2 separate regions of the Homo sapiens genome follow, and region 1 is linked to region 2. Evidence: read pairs that join two places in POLR2A ChIA-PET (ENCODE). Cell type or tissue: MCF 10A. All regions are shown on one strand.

Evidence for each region. ChIA-PET counts read pairs that join two places held together with the same protein. Peaks named below come from ENCODE experiments on the same cell type or tissue, not always from the same donor. Only the 100,000 strongest peaks of a DNase experiment are listed, where the experiment ranks them.
Region 1: POLR2A ChIA-PET joins it to region 2 with 5 read pairs; 3 of 35 experiments call an interaction of 5 or more read pairs at or near these places.

The regions. Positions count from the first base shown.
Region 1 is chr1:87,170,763-87,175,762 of GRCh38, forward strand. No RefSeq gene overlaps it. Among named protein-coding and RNA genes, the nearest start is that of LINC02801, 39 kb to the right of the region's middle. In MCF 10A, no CTCF peak of the experiment used is centred here; no DNase peak of the experiment used is centred here.
Region 2 is chr1:87,222,170-87,227,169 of GRCh38, forward strand. All of the region lies in intron 2 of LINC02801 (long intergenic non-protein coding RNA 2801), which reads left to right. Among named protein-coding and RNA genes, the nearest start is that of LINC02801, 12 kb to the left of the region's middle. In MCF 10A, no CTCF peak of the experiment used is centred here; DNase peaks (open chromatin) are centred at 2,232 and 4,332.

The DNA.
Region 1 (5,000 bases), 51 kb before region 2:
TTCTATATTCTCTTTTGAGATTTTTTTTTTTCAGTTTTACCAGGAAAAAGCCAAGACATACCTGCTAAGTTTTTTTTTCTTTGAATAGAAAAGAAGGGCAATCCATTTGCACTTCGTCATCTGTTATGTACCAGCGTTAAAGTAGCAAGTGCCCAATGATAGACCTCAGGATTCTGTTTCTAGGTTTCATTAAAAGCTATAAACGGGTATACAAAGGCCATTTACAAATGTGCCTGTGATTATGCTTATAGTAGCAGTGATGAGAGTTCAGTTTTTGTCCATGGAAAATTGCTGCTTAATAAGAACTTTCCCCAATCCATGTCTCCTTTGAGATAAAAATTTCCACACTAAATTTCATCGCCCTACTAGAATTTCCTTTGGAATGTTTGTGTTAAATTCCTTTCTCCCTGATTGAAGTATACAACACAAAATCTAGCTTAAAGACTTGAATACACTGAAAGGCACAGATTTATAGAGTAACTTGGGAGGAGACTGGAGAGGGGGAAAGCAGAGGAGATTTGGGGAAATGAATTAAAACCTCCCAATAATTAAGAAATGATTTACTTGGCACATTAAGTATTTGGAATGCTTGTATGGGAGGGTAGGGTATGACTTCCTCATATGCCATGGGCAACTTCAGAGACTCAGTTTTGCTGCAAGAAGTTTTGGCTTTGTTGTTGTTGTTATTTCCTGATTTGCTGTGTGCTGTTGTGAACTTAATTAACACACTAGTGATTCTGCACCCTCAGGGAAAAATGGTAAATTTTGTAAAGTGTAACTACAGAAACAAAAGGGAAGTCCTTTCCGTCCTGATCGTAGCTGTTTTTATTCCCTCTCTTGTATTATGCATTCGAAAAACGTGAAAGCCACATGAAGCTTCAGAGAGTCCAACCCTCAGACTCATAAGGCACAATACCCCAGGATTCCTCTAGATCACTGTTCTATCTTATAGACTATCCTAACTGCTTTTGTGTGAGAAAAAGCAGGGTTCATAGGTAGCAAAAGTTAGCCCTTTAGATGACAACGGTGCATTTTATGTGCTTTTTAAAAATCATATTGCTCTCATTTGGAAGTAGCTTGAACAATTCCATTTTGAATCAAGCTCTATAAATTTGATCAATATCATTATTTTCATGAGGCAAGTTTAAACCAATAAAGTTGTCTTGCTTTGTCCCTCTTCCCTCCCACCCACCCTCTTAAAAAAAAACAAAAAAAAAAAAACTAAGGAGAGTCACAACTTTGACGTGAAACTTGAGTGTGAAGTGCGGGTAGGGAAAAGTTTATGAAAGATGACATTTATAGATGGGTACATATATATTTAATTTCTTGTATGTGAGTGTGTATGTATATATATTTCTACTTCTGTTCATGGAGAATACAACATCATAATTAAGGACATTTTACTTTATCCAATGAAGAGTTTTTTCAGTTCCCTTTAATTGGTAATTTAATTACAGAGCTAATCAGGAACATAGTGGGTGTTGGGACTACAGTAATTGTCTTTAACTGGAAAGTCTTACCACTTACAAAGCAAGAAAGTTTTTAAATTATGGAACACTTAAATAATGGATTAATAAGTTAGTAAGTACAACTCCATGAAGGTAGATCATTCACATGCTTGTCAATTGACAAAATTTTTAATGCGAGTCTGATCTATTCCACTAAGTAATTATCACTCTGCTTTTCCAGCATACTGCGGGGGTCTATGCTGAGGCCCCAGGGAATTTATGTGCTAAACTCCGGGGCTGGAATTCCTGGACCAGAGCTGGGGCAGAAGGTGGAGCAGCTGAAAGTTGTTTGGGAGGAAATACAGTCCAATACTTAGAGCAAAGAGGATTTCTGTTATTAGACTCTGCCGCTCACTTATTGGGTCCTGGTGAAAGCTAAATGAGCTAGATGCATATAAAGTACTTATATGCATCAGCTAGCCCAGCCCTCTCTCTGCCTCAGTTTCTCTCCACCTATGCCCATTTCAGCAGACACCTATACCCCAGGACAACAGAGAAGCATTTGGAGGTGGTTGAAGATGGACTCCGGCAGGGGTGGCTTTGACACATGCCGGGTGGCCCTTTGGGCCTTGAGTCCTCTGGATGAGAGGGCTGAAGCTACGTGAGAAAATCCGTCCCCTGCAAATGGGGGACCTGTGAGATGAGGGCCCTCTGGGGAATGAGCTTAACCTGGGAGCAGTGGGGAAACTAATAATCCAACCAGAACATAGCCTCTGTAATTTGGGAAGAGTTGTGATTTTAGGAGGACAATCATTTGTTCTTTCATCAAACATTTCGCAGTATTCATGTGAAGGGCTACTATATCCAAGATGCACATTAAAAACACAAAAACATTGAATGTAAAATTGTCTCTGAGTAGAAAATACAAGGAATTACCTAGAGGGCCGATTTCCACAAGTGCCTGGAAAAAAGCTAGATAAGAACCCAATCTTCTGGGCCTCTTTCTGGGAAGATCTCATCTGAAAAAATGGGATCCCAGAAAGGCCAGCAGTTTGTAATGGAAAATGCTCAAGGTAATCAGGTTCAAAGGATACATTTGGTAAACTAAAATTTCTCACGTCACGGTGACTGCAGGGGGATGGTGTGAGGGAGACAGAAAGAGAAGAAGAGAGATAACTGGACTAAGTGAAATCCACAGAAAATCCCTAAACTTGATTTCAGCCAGTAGCTTCACTCAAACCCATTCTCCCCCAAAACTTGGACCATAATTACCATCTGTGAGCTGAATGGACTTGAGATTTGCTGGTTTCTTTCTGCTGCATAGCATGGCCAAGAAAGGCTTCAGTGGGCCTGGCTGGGAAGATGCACATACACAAAGCTAAGGCTGGATCACAGACCAGCTGTTAGCAACCCGGCTCCCCCCGCCAAAATAGCTACTTGAAAACAGACAGAAGCTTGAAAGAAATGAATTTTTAAAAGTTCCACCCTTAAAGATTATTTTTTCATTAAATTATTGAATTTACATTTCATCAGAACTTTTATTTATTAATACATTTACAAATATCTATCCAGGGTTTGTGATGAGTAAGGGTCATGTAATTTTAATCCCGACTGTCCTCTATGAGTTTCTAGTTAAATTGGAAAGCTGCTATGTGCACAAATTCTATTACATGAAAGAGGATAATAAATTCCACGTGTGAGCAACCTGTGATATGAGGCTTTTGAGAAGTCGGGAGAGAGAAAGCTCTCTTTCAGCTGGAGTGATCTGGGAAAGCTTCATGGAAGGGGAAGGTGGGATTCAAGTTGGGACTTGGAGCAATCTGATAGAGAGCATTGAGGGTAGGGCATTTCAGACAGGGGAAAGAGCTTACATTTGCCAGACACCTACTTTTAGCCAAAATTATGCTAAGTACTTTATATGTATCTAGCTCATTTAGCTTTCACCAGGACCCAATAAGGGAGGAATGATTATTTTTCCCTAAAAGCAAATCCTAACTTTATTAAGAATTTACTGTGTGTCAGGCACTGTTCTAAGTGCTTTAATGGATTAAATATTTTAATAGTCACAACTCGATGAAGAGTGTACTACTCCTACTATTTTTATTATTCCCATTTTCCAGATGAAGAAACCAAGTCACAGGGAGGTATGTAGCTTGCCCAAGTTCACCCTGCCAGTGTGTGGCAGAGCTGGGACTAGAACCCGGACTCTTGCTCCTGAGTCCCCCTTCACTTTTAATTTTAGTCTACTGCTTCTCATGGGAAATGACACAGAAGCAGGAAAAGCCAGGAAAATGTCTAAGAACGCAGTGCTTAAATTTCTTTGGAATGGGTTTGCAAAACTCACACAAATCAAAACATGTTTAATAGTGACCAACCTTGGAAAATATTTAAATTGCTACAGGTATGGCTCTGGAGGTGAAAAGATCATTTTCAACTCATGACTTCTTGCTTCTGCTGACTTAACAGAGCTGCGGAGGGTGGGTGGGGAGGTCTGGAGAAGCAGGTAGAGGGACAAGGAGAGGAGGAGGAAGAAATCTCTGTGGAGGAGGTGCTAGTGGGGCACTTTTCTAGCAATGGTGAACTAATTTTCTTTGCCCACAGTGGAAGCCTCTTTCAGGCATGGAGGGTGGGAGTGAATTATTTAGGCAAGGCATTTTGTGGAATTTGTTGATGCAGAAGGGGTGGACCTGGATGTACAGCTGAGCATGTCTGAGCATGTCTTCTCCAGGATGTAGCTTGTGATGTCTACAGTGATTTGGATGGATGGTACTAGCCAATGGGGCTCATAAGAGTGCCAGGTTCTGGTAATGAGCGACTGGCACTCTGCTGCTCAGTGTTCAATCATAGAAGCATGATCTTGATAAATCATTTGCTCTAAGAGTCACTTGAGCAGTGAAGGATTCAAATAGCATTCTTAAAGGGCAAGTGTAATTTTGTCTTCAAACCTTTGTGGAGTATTTTATAGTTTTCAATGCAGTTTCCCATGTACTCTATCACTAGATCTGCAGATTCAGCAGGGAGATCCGGGCATTTTACAGATAAGGAAACTGAAGTTGGTGAGTTTAAGTCAACGGGCTAAGGTCTCACTGTTGGGTTCAGGTCTGGCACTCTGCCTCCTGGTGCCTGCCCTTGCAGAGACATTGCACCTTGCTTACAGAGGTCCTTTTCTCACTGCTGACAAGAAGGGCCTGGAGGTGCGTAAATGGGGAGTTCAAACTTGATGAGGGCTGAAACTCCAGAGGATAAATATGACCAGCCTTTTCCGAGTGGACCTGGGGAGGGAGAATAGGACCAATGAAGAAAGAATTCAAAACAGAGAGGGCCGGGCGCGGTGGCTCACGCTTGTAATCCCAGCACTTTGGGAGGCCGAGGCGGGCGGATCACGAGGTCAGGAGATCGAGACCATCCTGGCTAACACGGTGAAACCCTGTCTCTACTAAAAATACAAAAAAAATTAGTCGGGCGTGATGGCGGGCGCCTGTAGTCCCAGCTACTCGGGAGGCTGAGGCAGGAGAATGGCGTGAACCCGGGAGGCGGAGCTTGCAGTGAGCC
Region 2 (5,000 bases):
CAGCATTGCCATTCTGCTGTCCTAATGATGGATGGGGATTCGTGAGCAATTGAATTGAGCCACTGCCATTACTATTGATTTTTGGGATAGACTTCTCCATCAGAGCCAGTAGGCCACAGTCTGGGTCAGTGGCCAGACTGACATAAGTTTATGACCTTTCATAGGCTTCCCATGTGTCTCACCACACACCCATCTGCCCGGGGCCTAGGATCAAGCTGGCGGTAAAGGACTTGAGAAAATGAGGCTTGAATTAAGTGACCTCAGATCTAAACCAAATGTGGCTGGAACCTCTTTCTTGTTTTGAGAAGGATTTTTTGTTGTTGTTGTTGTTGTTATCAGAGCTTTGGAAGCAGTTTAATGAAGGGCGTAGATGTGGAAATGAGATGCATGTAGGTTTCAATAGTAGCTCCTATTGCCTTGCTCTTTGACCTTAAGAAAGTTTCTTACCCACTTTGAATCTCAGTTCGTTGTCTACCAAACAGGGAAAATGAAACCTACCTTATTAGGATTTGGGGGTTTTGTTGTTCATAACAGCTTCTTCAAGATATAATTTACATACTATATAACATTTCACCCTTTTAAAGTGATTTCAGTCAGTGATTTTTTAGTATATTTAGAGTCATGCAACAATTGCCACTATCTAATTCCAGAATATTTTCATCACCCCCATAAGAAACTCATACCCATTAATAGTCACTCTCCATTCCTCCTTTCCCCTATCCCTCCCAGCAACCACTTATTTCAGTTTCTCTGGATTTGTCTATGCTAGACATTTCATGTAAAAGAAACCATACAGTATGTGGTTTTTGTGACTGGCTTCTTTTACTTAACATAATGTTTTTAAGATTCATCCAATCTTTTACATGTATCAGTACTTCATTCCTTTTTATTGCTGAGTAATATTTCATTGTATGAATATACCATATTTTGTTTATCTATTCATCAGTGTATGGACATTTGGGTTTTCTTTGGCAATTATGGATAATGCTGCCATGAACATTTGTATACAAGCTTTTGTATTGAATTATCTATCTTCAAATCTCTTGGGTATATGCCTAAAAGTGGAATTGCTGGAACTGAAGGTAATTGTATGTTTAACTTTTTGAGAACCTATCTAATTATTTTCCAAAGCAGTTGTACCATTTATAGTCCCGCCAACAATAAATAAGAGTTTCCATTTCTTCACATCCTTGACAAAATTTGTTGTATTCTGTCCTTTTGATTTTAGCCATCTTGGTGTGAAGTGGTATCACATTATGATTTTTATTTGCATTTCTTTAACAACAAATGATATTGAAGATCTTTTGCGTGCTTATTGGCCATTTGTATATTTTCTTTGGAGAAATGTCTATTAAAATTCTTTGCTAATTTTTAATTGGGTTGTCTTTCTATTGTTGAGTTATAAGAATTATTTATATTCTGGATACAATTTCCTCATCAAATATATGATTTGCAAGTATTTCCTCCTATTTTATGGGTTCTCTTCACTTTCCTAATGGTGTCCTCTGTTGCCCAAAATTTCAAAATTTTGTTGAAGTTCAATTTTTCTGTTTTTTCCTTTTGTAGCTTGTACTTTTTGTGCCCTGTATAAGAAACCATTGCCTAGCCCAAGATTATAAAGATTCAGTCCTATGTTTTTCTCTAAGAGTTTCATAGTTTGATTCTTACATTTAGGTCTATAATCCATTTTGAATTTTTGTATATGGTGTGAGGAAGGGGTCTACCTTTATTATTTTGTACATATATGGATATGTCATTGTCCTGGCATCATTTGTTAAAAAGAATATTCTTTCCCTATTTAGTTATCTTGGTGTCCTTCATTAGGTTTGTAGTAATATATGATATGATCTATGTAAATTTCCTGGTATATGATAAGTTTCAATACATGGTAACTATTATTTTATTACAGTCAGCTTAAGATCTATTTAAGGTTTGCAAACAATAATAGCAATAGCAGGAGCTAACATTTTATTGAGTACTGCCTATTCACCTGGCATTTTCCTTCAACAAACTCAATCATGAGATCAGTACTATTTTAATCTCTTTTATTCAGATGAGGAAATTTGAACTTAGAGTGGCCAAAGAACTGATTCAAAGTCACACAAGTAGCAAGCCACAAAGTGGATAATTTAATTCAGACAGTCCTTGGTTGTGATGGAAATGAATCTCATGAGATATGAGTAAGAGGCTTGTTAGAATGAGAGAAACACAATGACGTGTCGAGTGACTAACACAGTTAACATGACTACTGCTAACAAGCAGTAGAAGGTGGCTAACAGCTAGATCATGTGGGTTTGAATCTTGGCTCAGCCACTTACAAGCTGTATGACCTTGGGCAGCTCAATTTGTTCAATATATAATGGGGCTACTTGGACTTCTTTTTGCATGGGCTTGCTGTGAGGCATCAGTGAGTTAATATGGGTAAAGCACTTAGAACAGTTCCTGGTAACATAGGAAGTGCTTAAAAATTGTCAGCTGTGACACTGATGCAGAGCTCTAAATCTGAGCCCAAGCTTGTGTTCCAGAATTTTTCCTACTCAGGGCTGGCTCCATAAGTGTCCAAACTATGCAACTGTATAGGACTCTGTGCTCAGAAGGGCCTTGGACTTGGTTTAATGTTCTGTTGTTAACATCTTGAACTTCTTAATTATTTTTGAACAAGGAGTTATTTTCATTTTGCACTGGGGCCCACAAATTATGCAGCCAGTCCTGGGCAGGGTGTAGGCCTGGCCAGACGAGTTCCCTCCTCCTAGTGATGCCTAGCACAACCCACGCAAGTTGTCTCTTCACAAACACTGTAGAACCTCCTTGGCTGCCCTGAGCTCCAGTGGATCTCAACATGGAGGATAGTGCTGTTAGGTTTAAGTTTCATGTCATCGAAGCCCACGCACATCTACTTGACATTCCTGGTTTATTACCCAAAAGTAAATGAAATGCATCGTGGGCCCCGAATCTTGCCTCTATTATTGGACTGAAAACCTCCATTGACTTCAGCTGGCAGCCGGCACCACTAATTGAGGACAGAGTTTGGCCCCGCGGGTTTTATATAGAAGATTTTTCTTTATTTCTTGTTTTCATGGTTGTGTGTTGTGGGCTGGGGATTATTTTTATGTTTTTCCACTTCCTGATTAGTTTTAGGACTTGTTTATTTGGAGACTGCTTTAATAAATTTGCACAGCAGGGTGAGTTATTAACAGAGTTGGTGTATTTAACCAGGAACTGCCTTCATTTCAGTTTGGTGTTTGGTGTTTGTTGTTTAACTTCAGTCACTTTGTTTCAGTACCAAACCTCTGCCAAAGATCACCTATCCTTGATCTACACACACCTTGGTGGTTTAACATAAGGGCAGAGCTCTGCTCCCCCAAGGCCCTGTACAGCTCACCACCACAGTGCATCCCCATTGCACTTCTAAAGTGTACTTGAGTTCAGATAATATTTTCTTATCTGCTTACCCCTCTAGGCTGTGGAGCCCAAGGTGGGGGGGTCTTGGTCATTGGTGGAGTTTCTGCGCATCGTACAGCTCCTGTTACAAAACCCTTCATTCGAGAAATATTTCCTGAGCATCTATTGTGTGCCAAATGCAGATGCAGATGTGACACAAGCAAGACAAATGGTCTCTGCTCTCAAGGGGCTTACATTCTATGGGTGAAACACAGGTACAGATAGGCAAAGGATTGTAGCAATAATTGTAGAGTGAGATTGTTATTAAAAATAAAAGTAAATAATAGAATACAGGGATACAGTGGTTTGTGGTGTGTGTGTGTGTGTGTGTGTGTGTGTGTGTGTGTGTGTGTGTGGTGGTGGTGGTGAAGGAAGGGCTCCCAGAGGAGATGACTGCTGAGTGGAGACCTGAGGCAAGAGGGAACCAGACATATGCAAATTGGCACTGCAGGCCCAGGGTGCAGCTGATGCAAAGGCCCCAGAGCTACGCTGGCTTGGCTTTGAGGAGCAGAAGGGAGGTAGGAACACAGTGAGCATGAGGAGAGTGTTCAGAGATGACCCTGGCCCTGGTAAGGAATTAGGTTTATTCCAAGGGCAATGAAAACCTTAGGGAGAAATGCTGCATTTTCAAAGAGCACTACGGCTGCTTTGTGGAAAAGGAGCTGTAGGTGGGGTGGGCAAGTTTGGGAGCAGGAAGATCAGGAAGGGGCTTTTGTGGTAATCTGTTGAACTGACTGGATTATTTCCAGAAAGAAACTGGGGCTTTCCTTGCTGAGGCTGGTAGTAGAAAGCGGAAGTGGAGTAGCAGATCAGGGTTCACAGCGTGTGGCTGAGAGCCAGGGTGACATTCCTCTGGACATTCTTCTGGACTGAATCCTTGCATCATCTACATTTAAAATGAACCTCAGAAGCCCTGGCCCTGTGATGCTGATGCTATTGAGGTTGAATTCTCAGGGAGTGAAGAAAGGGCTTGGCTGAGAACAGAGAGGGAGGAGTCCCACATCAAGGGATGACTTCACTAAGGAGGGAAACTGGAGAGAGGTGGGCATTTCCAGGCAGAACAACAGCGTGGCGGAGAGTGAGGGAGCTGACGGCAGGAGTGATAGCTGGTTTAATAGAGGGTGCGTTGCGGCGCTATCAGCAGTGTGGAGTGGGATGGCGAGGCTGCATGCTGGAACTTATTTAAAGAGGCTATTGTAAAAGTCTCTGAGCCAGTTAATTACCAGTTTTTGTTATGTCAGGAACTCCTTGAGTTAAAGCAGAAAGAAACCATTCACAAGTATGTTCCAGTTCTGTAGTTTAATGGGACATATAAAAAAAAATAAAAAACTGATATAATGATTTAGTTCATGGAAGGATTGAAAACCATCACAAGAAAAGCTGAAATTACATATTGTGTTCCATCTCCTCCTACAGAAGCCATTGAAATGGCTGCAGACTTAATTGGACTAATGACCCATTGCTGTTATGCACAACACTCTGTTATTCACAGAAAATTGACAAAGCCGTGGAAACGGTCCACAAATATGAACCCAGGTGAGCACAAAGACCCAGATGGG